Regions from separate parts of the Homo sapiens genome. Here region 1 is linked to region 2. Evidence: chromatin contacts called from ENCODE Hi-C or POLR2A ChIA-PET data. All regions are on one chromosome and are shown on one strand. The core of a region is the stretch at or near the end of the contact, and the rest is flanking DNA. Distances in the headings are between cores, read along the strand shown. Region 1 has its middle 85 kb from the start of LINC01991. Region 2 has its middle 62 kb from the start of BCL6.

Region 1 (6,162 bases), core at 1,756-4,255, 250 kb before region 2:
TTTTGTTTTGTTCTGGGTAGTTCAATTCGATTAATCTGAAACATCATCCTGTAGTGGGCTTGAGGGAGGGGATGTGATGGATTCTAGATATGAGGAACACACAAGGTTCAAAGGAACCGGCTCTCGCTAGACATCCCTGCTGGGAACAGATGATGGGTTGGGGAAGCACCATCTGAGGCTCTGTAGTTTTGAACAGGGCTGGGAGAAGAGGAGCGCATGTTATGGACAGCACCCAGTGGGTAGTGTACAGTGAGGAGGAGCTGGCAGTAAGTTCCGGAGCCCTTCCACACTTCACACTGAGCTCTGTATGAAAGAGTCCCTGTATTTCAGTGTGAAAGGAAAATATTGTGGGTCACCAAAATCGCTAAGCTAAAGAGAAAATTCGAGCTAGGAAATTAGGCAAACCTGCCTCCCATTCTATTCAAAGGCATTCCTCTGTTCACTGTGATAAATGCATATCTGATTGCCTCTTTGGAAAGACTAATCAGAAATTCAAAAGAATGCAACCTTTTGTCTCTCACCTATTTGTGACCTGGAAGCCGCCTACCTGCTTCAAAATGTCCTGCTTTTGCTTCTGAGTTTTCCCATCTATCTGACCGAGCCAATGTTCATATTACATATGTTGATTGAAATCTCATGTCTCCCTAAAATGTATAAAACCAAACTGTGCTCCGACCACCTTAGGCACATGTGGTCAGGACCTTCTGAGGCTGTGTCATGAGTGCTCATCCTCAACGCTGGCAAAATAAACTTTCTAAATTAACTGAGACCTCGCTGGTTGTGGTGGCTCATACCTGTAATCCCAGCAATGTGGGAGGCTGAGACAGGTGGATCACTTGAGATCAGGCTAGCCTGGCCAACATGGTGAAACCCCGTCTCTACTAAAAACACAAAATTAGCCAGGCATGGTGGTGGGTGCCTGTAATCCCAGCTACTCAGGAGGCTAAGGCAGGATAATCATTTGAACCGAGGAGGCAGAGCCTGCAGTGAGCCAAGATCGTGGCACTGCACTCCAGCCTGGGCAACAGAGTGAGACTCCGTCTTAAAACATAAATAAAATAAAGTAAATTAACTGAGACCTGTCTCAAATTTTCGGGGTTTACATGAGTTACATGCTTCTGTAAGTACGTGACTTGTTTGGGCTACCAAGGCAACCCAGAGGCAAGATTGGAATCCTGCCAGTTCCCAAGTCATATCATCTCCATTGCCCGAATCAGGAAGAGACCTTAGAGATGATCCTGGTTCATATTCCTCATTTCACACGTGTAGAAATTGAGATCCAGAGAAAAGAGGAAGATTTACGTAGGCTGGCCAAGGTTTTGGTATGGTTGTTCCACCATCTAGTTGTGTCAGGATGAGCCGAGAGTACTTGTTAAAGTGTTGATTCTTGGAAGCTATTCCAAACCTATGAAATTAGATGCTCTGGAAATGGGCCCAGAAATCTATATTGTAGTAAGTACCCCCTGAGGTGATTCCCAGACACCCCAAGTTTGAGGACAACTGGCCTAAGTTTCCAAAGGTGCTTCATAGTTGACCCTGCAGAAGGGCTTTCACTCCAGGCTCAGCGCTCGCTCTCTCTGGCCCCAGAGACCTGCAGGAGCTGGTGACTCTGGAGAATACAGATCCGGAAGGGTAAATCAGGGAGTGAGGTTCGTTTTTTAGTTCTCCTGCAATTTGAGAGGCCTTGTTGCATTTTTTTTTTAAGACTAGTTCTAAAGGAATTGGGCAAATGATTCCTGTTTGCCTGTCAAGCACCATGATGTTTAAATGTATCTCTGTCTTGAAACACTGTTACTCTCTAAATTCCAACTGATCATTTGACAGTTGAAAAAGCTAGCATAAACCACTTTCTTTCCTTTTTTAAGTTAATAGCTGCACTCCAGTCTCTAACGCTTCATGTGTAACAGTTTAAAAGATTGGCATGCTTCCCTCTATGGCTTTCCCATCTCATACAAACTTTAAGTTGCTGAAAATCACAAGTGATCGTCTCTGAATCCTAACTATAGACATTAAAATGAGAAAAAATAGTTCTTCTGGTTGTTTTGAAAATGATATAACTCTTTCCTGATAGTTAAAATAACATTTACCTCTTCTTATAAGTTGGTCTGGGTTGTCTTACTATTTTATTATGTGACAGCTTCTAACATTTTAAGCCGATTCCTTCAAGTTGTCCTAAAACCTCAGTATCACTAGAGATTACTTGCTAAAACTTTATTTTTCAATGATTAAAAAGTAAACAAATAGACCAGGTGCAGTGACTCACACCTGTAGTCCTAGCACTTTGGGACGCCAAGGCGGGTGGATCACGAGGTCAGGAGTTCAAGACCAGCCTGGCCAAGATGGTGAAACCCCGTGTCTACTAAAAATACAAAAATTAGCCCTGCGTGGTGGCACGCGCCTGTAATCCTGGCAACACAGGAGGCTGTGGCAGGATAATTGCTTGAACCCAAGAGTCAGAGGTTGCAGTGAGCTGAGATTGTGCCATTGCACTCCAGCCTGGGGTAAAAAGAGAAAAACTCTGTCTTTTAAAAAAAAAAAATTAAACAAATAGATCATCAAGTTATTTATGACGATTAAACAAAAGGACACAATAGGTTTTCTCTTAAAAATCAGCTTGTATATGTATGCTTCTATGGAATATTTGTCTGGGCTTCAGGACAGGGATCTCCTGCTACCCCTGCTGTGTGAACTTGGATAAGGCACCAGCCTTTCTGGCCTCAGTTTCCCCATCTACAGAACAAGAGAGAGACATACAAGTGATTTTTGAAGACCTCTCCAGCTCTCAAAGTTATCAGGGTAAAGTATCAAGAGGTTATGAAACGTCTCACACTGTGGGAGGGAACAAATATGTCATGATTTTGTTCCAGTTTAATCTGTTTCACATTTAGTATAGTCCAACCTGTGATAGGTCCTCTGTGGAACATAGATGACTCACTTCCTGTCCTAAGTGGGTCTTCTCTGAGGTATGGAACAGATCCTTCCTTCAGATATGGAGCCAGCAGGGGGGGTCAATGGGCCTCTGGGCAAATTCTTCGTGTTCTTTATCTGTGTCAAATTAAACCTGCTAATCAGCATACACCTATGCCCAAGGGCATGTAAGGACAGTGCAGCTTAGAAACTAGATGTTCCTGAAAAGTGTGCCCATCAAGTTTTTATAAACATGATCACATTTTAAATGTAGAAGAGTAGTTGGCAACTGAAATGGAGATTAGGGTAAACCTTTTTGTAAGATGACAAATGCCTTTTGTTAAGTAATATTGAAGGCTGAAAAGCCCAGTGTATCTACCACTTCTTCCAGGGAGTCTCCCCAGCCTGCTGCTGGATCCTGGCAACTTCATTCATCTCCTTCCCCTCTAAATTCCACTCTACTTTAAGAGCTGAGCCCACATCAGTAAGTACAAAATTATGCTCTTGAAACCACAGGGTCCTAAAATGTTAAGGCCAGAAGGGAACTTTGAAACATCAATCTCTTTACCCTACCTTTATCACCCACTCATTTGTGTATTCATTAATTTATTTATTTAACAAATATTTAGTTAATGCCTACTGTGTGTTAAACATTGGGCTAGGCATAACACATACAGCAAAATCAAGGCATAGAAATCTCCTACCCTCATGGAATTTACATTTTCTCTCTGTGTGTAAAGGTAAACAGTGTATATGTTGGTTGGCTGATGGAATGGGGAATTACTGGTTGGGAATGGAGAGCTACTTTAGATTGGTGGGCAGAGGAGGTTTCTGTGAGGAGGTGACATTTAAGCTGGCATCTGAAGAATGAGAAGGAGCCAGCCAGGGCAACTGCTTAGGGTGGAGAGAAAGAGTAACTGGTGGAGACTGAGTGACGGGGAAGAACTGGGAGAGCCTAGAGAACTTGAGAGGGGTAGAAAAGGGGTAGCGAGGTGCAGGTGCAGACAAAGGCAGAAAGGAGGGCAGGGATCATATCAGAGAGGGCTTTGAGGCCATGGTGTGGAATTGGTATTTTCTGCTGAGTTTAGTGGGAAGCCATTGGATGGCAAAGAGCAGGGGAGTAAAATCTGATTTATATTCTTGAAAGATCCTTTTGGCTGCTTTTTGGAAAAGTGATTGTAAGGAAATGAGAAAGAAAGCAGAAAAAATGTTCTAGAGGAGCTTTAATGGGACTATTTTAGACTAGGGTTGTTGCAGTGGGGTGCAGAGATGTGCACAATTAATTTTGGGGGTGGACTCACAAGACTTGTTTCTGGTGATAGGGGGTAACTGGATAGGGGGTTAAGAAATAGGAAGGAATGAAAGATAATTCTTTATCTTTAAGCTTGAGAACTGGGGGAAGGGTTGTTTATTAAGATAAAAAGATTGGGGAAATACAGTACAGCTTTGAGAGAAAATCCAAGAAACCTGTTTTGGATGTAGTAAGTTTCATATTCTTATTGGGCCCTCGAGTAGAGATGTTGGATAGATCACTGATTCTTCTCAAAAGGCCTTCTGATTATTGCAAAGGTTTTAGCTTTGTCTCCTGATCTAGACCAAAATTCTCCTGAAGATAGGCAAAGCTTATGTTTTATATGTCTTCTTCTTCATTGACTTCAGGGTGAGAGGAAAGTAACACAATTTTTATACTCCCATATTCTGGATTAAATAGGCTTGGTGTGCTGAGTCTGCTGTATCGGCTTGCAAGAGCTAATTGCTAAGATTCCAGAAATGCTACAAGCCAGTTGTAAAAGCATCCTTGAATTCGGTCATGGTGGAGTACTTACACACAAAATTTGGCAAACTATAAATTGGGGATTTTTTTTTTCTTAGTGAGCCTGGTTACCAGCGTATCAGAGTAATGCACAGAGCCACCAACTCAAATGCCCTTAGGAGAAAGGAAGATAACATTTATTAGTGATTCATCTAGGACATTTCTCCCATTGAAATACCAAAGCATACTGGGCCCTAGCTAGGCTAAATTAAATACCTACATTGCATTAAGTTCAGAAACTTAAATTTCTCAATCAAGTACACACACACACACACACACACATACAATTACAAAACATTCAATTCCCCCCTTAACATCCCTAACAGAAAATTTTAAATTTGTATGATTGTTTCCCCTGAATTCAAATAGTGCACCTCAAGATAAAATCAAACATTCATGTCTAAATAGGAAAGGTATATTCCCTCTAAAAGACTAAAGTTCTAAGATGTTAGTTGTCATTGTCAAGATTCCAACTCAGCGTTGCTAGATCTTATGCATTTTCAAGAAAAGCCAGAAATCTGGGTTTTAATGAGAAACTTCCCAGCTGTTAAATGTTGACTTAAAATTTTAAAAAGCACCATAAGCCAAACAAAACACCTGTGTAGGCTTCACTGGGCCCAAGGGTCACCAGTTTGCAAGTCTATTTGAAGTTCTTGTGCGTGGTTATCCATCTAAGGTGGGGGAGAAGGCCCCCCAGAATATGCCAGAAATGGACTTCCCTGCCAACTTTGGCGTGTGGGAGCCACATGAAATCATTTTATTAAAAAATACGTGTTAGGTGACTTATGCTATACTCTAGCACAACGGGGCAAGTACACAACAGCTGTGTTTATTTTTCCCATTTGACTGCAGGCTCCTCTAGGGCAAGGGCCATTACTGAATCTTGGTGTCCCACTAGTATGTAATATGAAAGACAGCAAATAGGAGCTTGGTATGGAAGGAGATGTAAACACATCTTTTCAAATCTCTTGAAGAACTAGACACTCAAAGAGAAGTCACTTGCTGTTGGCCTCAATAGTGAATTAGTGCAGAGCTGGCACTAGAACCCATATCTCTAAATGATTGCTCCTAGGGATAGAAGGGACCTGTGTTTTTCAGGAAATATTTGCTGAATTAATGAGTCCAAGGAAGAATTACAGCAAAATCAATGAATGTACGAACGAGTGAATACAACCTGCAATGACCATTTGGTTTATGGAATACATTTTTTAGTAAGAATTATGTGAATTGGGAACTGATTCTGGTTCTTCCACTAACTGTCATATTGCTATAAGTATGTCCCTTATCCTTACAGGTCTTTTACTTTCTTATCTGTAAACACTTTGTCTCTGCTGGTGTTCTAAAAATCACAAAGTAATAGCTATAGTCAAAATTATGAAATTCTACATGATTTACGTGGATTTTGTCATTAAGGCTTACAATGGTTCTATGAGCTGAACACT
Region 2 (6,260 bases), core at 359-2,858:
GTTAAATTTCACCAGCTTGAGCTGTGCAGTGGGCAAGCCCCAGCTGAACATTTGAGGAGTGAACACGCAGAGATAGGCAAAGTTCTTCAGGTTCAAAGGCTTGTTTGGGAAAAGAATCCAAAAAGTTCAGATGCTTTTGCTGAAGCTTATCTGATTTATTCAAGCTGGGGATGGGAGAATGCAGAGGCATTTGTGGAGCTAACCAAACATAAGATGTGTTCTTGCTTTGCACTTTCTGCCTTAGCTTTTCGGCTTATGTGTGTTTTGAGGGGAAATCTAATCCACATGTTTCAGATCCTTGGTATTGGAATGCATGAAGGTGCTGGCTGGTCGTAGGGCAGCTCAAATGACTAGGTGATAAGTAAGCAGTATGGAGATCATCTGGGCAGAAATACACCAAAGAACGGAGAAGATCAGTCATTTCCCCAAGTACTGCTATTCCCTGGGGCCTTGTCATCACCTGGTAGGAGGAGGGACCATGCTGGAGTGTGCATGGGAGGTTTTCACAGCCAGGCCTGGAAGTGGCACAATCACTATTCATTGAGGCAGAGAACAAGGCTGAAAAATGCGGGGGTTCAGGAAAAAGAAGCAAAGTGACAGGACACCATATAGTCTGTGATCCCGTGCACAGCTTAGGGGACATGCATAAAAACCTGAATTTAGAATTAGAACACACAAGCTTGAATACTTGAGCAACCATAGCCTCAGTTTCCTCACCTGTGAAATGGATATTTTGATCAAGAATCCCTGCTTCATGCGGTTGAGAAGACTAAATGAAATAATGGTGATGAAAGTTTTTGGTTCTGTGCTTGGTGCAAAAAAAAATGCACTGAATAAATATTTATTTTTTATTGTTTAATTTAAGTTAGATTTAATGCAAATCCTGGTTCCTTTGTGTGTTCCCCAAACTGGTTTACCCTGTCTCCAACCCAAAAATTCTCATTGTCACTCTGAGAGCAGCAAGAAGTACATTCTCTCTGGAAAACAATATAAATTGGCTCACATATTTTTTTCCACGCTAAACAGCATGATTTCAAAATGCTGGAAAAAGCCAGAGCCAAAGTAAATTCCCCCAACCTTTCTCTCTCTCTCTCTCTCTCTCTCTCACACACACACACACACACACGTGAACTTTTAAACCTTGCAAATCAGACAAGTGAAAAAAAAAAAGAAAGAAAGAAAGAAAGAAAGAAAAAGCCCAGCCTTCCATTGCTTCACATCGTATATATATCGAGTTCACTTCACAAACACAAGGTGCACTGTCAGAAGTGCCTTCGGCAAAGTTTGTACTTTGCTTGAATTCTAACTTTTGTTTACCAAGGTAATAAACCAGTCCTCTGCTGCACCAGGTGTAAAGCTATTATGAAAAGGCATATTTGTATTTCACCCCACCTCAGATGTACGGTATGTGGGACATCCTGCACTGTAAGAGCAGCCTGGATTTATTTACAGAGAGAGGCGCTCAAGCACAGAGAGGAGTGTCTCCAGGCTGGTAAAGGCTGAACCCCTGTGAAGAACTGGTCATCTAATCTTCCTCTTTTCTTTCGGCCACCTGCCCCTTCAGGCAACAGCGCCTTCCCTCTTTGCAGCGACAAATCATCCAGCCTGCCAGCAACCCTCCAGGGGCCTTTGCAGTCTCTGTGTAGGCAAGTTACGTCTTCCTGAGTTTTTTGTCCTACATTTTCAACCAATCTATTATTGACAAGCCTTGTACAGCCAGATTACAGTAGGCAAATGCAGCAGCTGAGGAAACGTCTCCTACCCTGTGCCTGAAAATCTCCACAAGCTTTTCTTCCCCTTCCTTCACAGGACCTGGTCATACCCTGATGGGCTATCTGAGGCCTGGGATGGGTGGGAGGAAACTTTCACCCAAATCTCTGAGCTAAATGGCCCGGAACTCACTCTAAATCATCTACTGAAATCCTGGCACAGAAAGGAGGAAAGAATGTATGGAAAAGGGCAGACTTAGAATGCCAGGGCCATTAGCCCGGGCAAGTAGAAGAGCTGCAAAGGGGGTCCCTGCGCTGTTGTTGATTCCAGGAGAGTCTGGCAGACCACCCAGAAACTTGCATAAGGCACACAGCAGCAGCAGTGGCATCCCAGCTCAACACGTCGGCTGCATGACACAGGCAATTTTCTCAGTCCTCGGCTGGAGCCTGGAGCCTCCCATTTGTCTTCTGGGAGGTAATTCCAATTTCTTCAGAACTTTGAGTTCTCATATTTCCTAAGCCCCTAGTAGGTGCAGAAGATTCAGCCAGGGCACTAGCCCATCTTAGGCACTCAATAAGTATTCTTAAACAATGAATTGGGCCGGGCGCAGTGGCTCACACCTGTAATCCCAGCACTTTGGGAGGCCGAGGTGGGTGGATCACTTGAAGTTAGGAGTTTGAGACCAGCCTGGACAACATGGTGAAATCCCATCTCTACTAAAAATACAAAAATTAGCTGGGCATGGTGGTGGGCACCTGTAATCCCAGCTACTCAGGAGGCTGAGGCAGGAGAATGGCTGGAACCCAGGAGGGGGAGGTTGACGTGAGCTGAGATCACACCACCACACTCCAGCCTGGGTGACAGAGTGATAATCCCTCTCAAAAAAAACAAAACAATGAATGAATTCTAGCTTTATCACTTTAAAAAGTAAAATCTTGAGCAAAGATCCCTTTGTGAACTCATATTTATTATGTCTAAAATGGGAATTATAAAAGTTATTACATTTCAGAATTGTTGTTACAAATAAGAAGCAGGTGAAGAGCCCTTGGTAAGCTTGCAAGAACTGCACCAACATTGGTGGTCACAGGCATGTCTAACACCTCCTCATGCTCGTGCATCTTGACCATGCTTTGCCAGTCATTGTCTCCCTTACATTGCCTGGAAACTCAATGCAACACACATCCATTGAATGACTACTGAGGTTTAGGTACAGTGGAAAGCACAGAGTGTATAGAGATTGATAAAACATCCTTGTCCTCAGGGAGCTTAGTAAATGAAGAACGAGTGTTGGGAAAAGACATTTCATCACTGAACACATCATTATTAAGTGTGTAATAGTCAGTCATTCAATCACTGTTCATTGAGGGCTAATTATGGACCAGGTACTGCTCTTGGCATTGGGCATTGTTTTAGTTAGGGTAGCCTCATGTAATGAGTCAACACAGAACTTATTTCTTGCTCACATAACAGTCTTGGAGGAGAATGTAGGTTGCTGGGGCAACTCTCCTTCACTTAGTCATTCAAGAGGCCAGGTTTCTTTCATCTCGTCCCTCTACTACTCCCTGAGGCCTTGTCATCATCTGGTAGGAGGGGGGACCATGCTGGAGTGTGCATGGGAGGTTTTCACAGCCAGGCCTGGAAGTGGCACATATATTTCTACACATGTTCCATTAGCTGGAACTCAGTCACACCTAACTACAAAGGAATCTGAAATGAGCCCTGCTCTATTTTCAAGAAAAAGAAAGATTTTGGTGAACATCTAACTGACTGATACAAGGATATAGCAAATATTAAGATCATGCTCCTATCCTCAAGGGGCTTACAGGTTTGGGAAGGTTATGCTACATAAATAAACACATAACCAAAATCATCTCAGGTATCATGAGGAAAATAAAATAAGGAAATGTGACTGTCATTTAAGCTGAAGGGGGCCTTTCTTAGATGGAGTAAGTGGTCGCCTAACTAAATAACAGTCGAGCTGACATCCAAATGGTGAACAGTTATCAGTTAAGAGAAAGACAAGAGGAGAGGAGTCCAGCAGAAGCTACAAGTGCAGGGCCCTGAGATGGGACGTGCCTGGGATATTGAGAGCAAAGCAAAGGCCAGTGTGGTGTGTGAATGAGGGCAGGACACACAGAATGAGAGTGGGAAGCTAGGGAAGGGCCACATGATGAAGGGCCTTAGAAATCATGGTAAAAACTTGGATTTTAAACAATAAGTTATATTTCAAGATTCATGGAGACCAACACAGAGAAGGAATAGATACCAGTCTGGCAGGAGGGGGAACCATGCTGGAGTGTGCATGGGAGGTTTTCACAGCCAGGCCTGGAAGTGGCACATATATTTCCACTCATGTTCCGTTAGCTGGAACTCAGTCACACCTAACTACAAAGGAATGAATGAATCTATCCTCGGATTCATTAGTCCATTCATTGCTCTTCCCTCAACCACAGAGGGATGACCCTTGTGTATCCCAAGTACCCACATCAGCTGGCTTCCCCTGGGCACAGCCAGTGGGAGACATTGTCAGGAGACAGAGGGGCAGGAGGCAGGAAGAAGCTGGGTTTATTTCTCTCCCTTTCTGCCTCTGCCAGCACCTCTGGCTCGTTCTATCCCCACCCATAGCTCCAGCTTCTACTGGACAGGCCCACCGTGGTCCAGTTTCTACCAGGTGACCCTGGCTTCTGGATTCCAGTAACATGACCTCCTTTCTTTATCTCTCTGGCCTAGTCTAGCAGCACCAGCGTAATAACTTCTGCTATTGCTAATGTCTGGGTTAGCTTCTTAACTTCTTCCACCACCTGTGTCGCCAGTGACCTACATTAAACTCGTTCTGCTCAGACACTTAGAGTAGCTTTAGTTTCCCTAGTGGGACCCTGATGACTGATACAAGGTACAAATCCCTTGCTGTGAGAATGCCCTCTCAGCACCAGGTATCAGGCCTGGCACATAGGAGGTCTACAGTGAATGTGTTGCTGCTGGCTGCAACAATACAAATTTATTCTCTTGCAGTTCTGGAGGTCGGAAATCTACAATGGATTTCACTGGACTAAAATCAACAAATCCGTAGGGAACAATCTGTTTTCCTGCCTTTTCCAGATTGTAAAGGCTGCCTGTACTCCTTGGCTCCTGGCCCCTTCCTCCATCCCCCAAGCCAGCAATGGCAGTTCGAGTCTTTCTCAAGATACCACCACTCTAGTTCTGACTCTTCTACTTCTGCTTCCCTCTTTCCTACTTATGGGTCTTTGTGATTACACTGGGGCCACATGAATAACCCTAGATAATTTTCCTGTTTTATGGTCAGCTGCAGCAAGCTTAATTTCATCTGCAACCTTAATGCTCCCTTGCCATGTAATATAACATATTCACAAGTTCAGGGCATTAGGACACGGACAGGACATGGACATTTTTGTAGGGCCAATATTCTGCCTACAGAATAGTGTCTGAGTAAATAAGTCAGAATGGGAGAGGGGAGGCTATGAGGGCTTGCTAAGGAGACAACAGCAGAATGCCTTATACTGCATGTAGTAAGAACTCAATGCCTGTGAGTTGAAATGAACATAGAGGCATAGAGGTACTTTGAAGAGGGCAATTGGGTCCCCTGGTTTAGAGGTTCTTTCTAGGATGCTTGAAGCACGGCTCGCAGTTTCACACCTCTGAGAGTGTACTCTTGTCTGCTTCGCCTGGAAGGCAATGCTGGGACACAGCTCCTGTTAGTCTCTCACCCAGGATGGCACGTAGGTTTCTTGTTTTCCCAAAGAAAGGTTCCCTTCGGAGAGGGGAGTGGGTGAAGGCAAACTGTTGGCTGCAGCACGTGAGGCCCATCAGTTCCAATTCAGGGACAACTGGAGTTGATGCAGGCGTTCCATCCAAATGTAATCAAACGCCTCCTGTTGCCAGACGATGTGCTATTCAGTGGGGGGCTGGTGAGGGTTGTTGTGAATCCGAGATGCCTTCTGTAACTTTATCAGATGGGTACTGGGAGGAGAGGAAGGAGAGCAGACAGGGAAATTCACTTCACTGGTAAATAAACTTCCAAACTAGCAGATTCCTGAAAAACTCCTGAAACTGCCTACTGGGGAGAAGATCCACAATGAGACTGTGGGTGGTGAAGACTCAGGTGGGAGGATCTGTGTCAGTGTAAGCCCGTGGGGCAGCGCACACGGCCCAAGATCTCGAGGGAAACCCTGGATCCCGCTCCTCCTCTTCTTTATGTGTTGGGGGTGGGTTGGGGGTGAGTTTGAAGAGGACAGAGTTTCGGTAAGCATAGAATGGCTTTCTCTATTTTAAGCAAGATTTTATGGAAATGACTTTCTTTAAACTGCTTCATTTGAACTGGAATTCCCCCACCCACCCCTCCCATGCTTCCTGCCCACCCCCAGCACCCTAGGGCAGAACAAGATGAGGAAGAGTACTTGCCAGGTCTGATCTTGGAAGAAGGTGAAGCCTGCATTTAGGAGCCTGGCATGGGGGTTAGTGTCTTAGTCGCTACACCGCCGAGAACTGCAGACTCTGATATCTATGTTTCTGAGCTTTTCGAATCACTTTGG

What was found. A loop is a pair of places that touch in the nucleus more often than their neighbours do. ChIA-PET counts read pairs that join two places held with the same protein, here RNA polymerase II (POLR2A). Pooled maps may share reads with other maps.
Region 1: a loop to region 2 is called in a pooled map, with 4 times the contacts of the local background. The contact joins two enhancer-like sites. A Hi-C loop is called at or near these places in 1 of 168 maps with a recorded cell type or tissue (mesothelial cell of epicardium) and 8 of 50 pooled maps. POLR2A ChIA-PET finds 5 or more read pairs at or near these places in 1 of 52 experiments (activated naive CD4-positive, alpha-beta T cell).

The regions. Positions count from the first base shown.
Region 1 is chr3:188,058,167-188,064,328 of GRCh38, reverse strand. No RefSeq gene overlaps it. Among named protein-coding and RNA genes, the nearest start is that of LINC01991, 85 kb to the right of the region's middle. Within about 2 kb of position 3,005, at least 5 of the 41 ENCODE cell types and tissues checked have a DNase peak (open chromatin) inside an H3K27ac peak, as active enhancers do.
Region 2 is chr3:187,804,256-187,810,515 of GRCh38, reverse strand. No RefSeq gene overlaps it. Among named protein-coding and RNA genes, the nearest start is that of BCL6, 62 kb to the right of the region's middle. Within about 2 kb of position 1,608, at least 10 of the 41 ENCODE cell types and tissues checked have a DNase peak (open chromatin) inside an H3K27ac peak, as active enhancers do.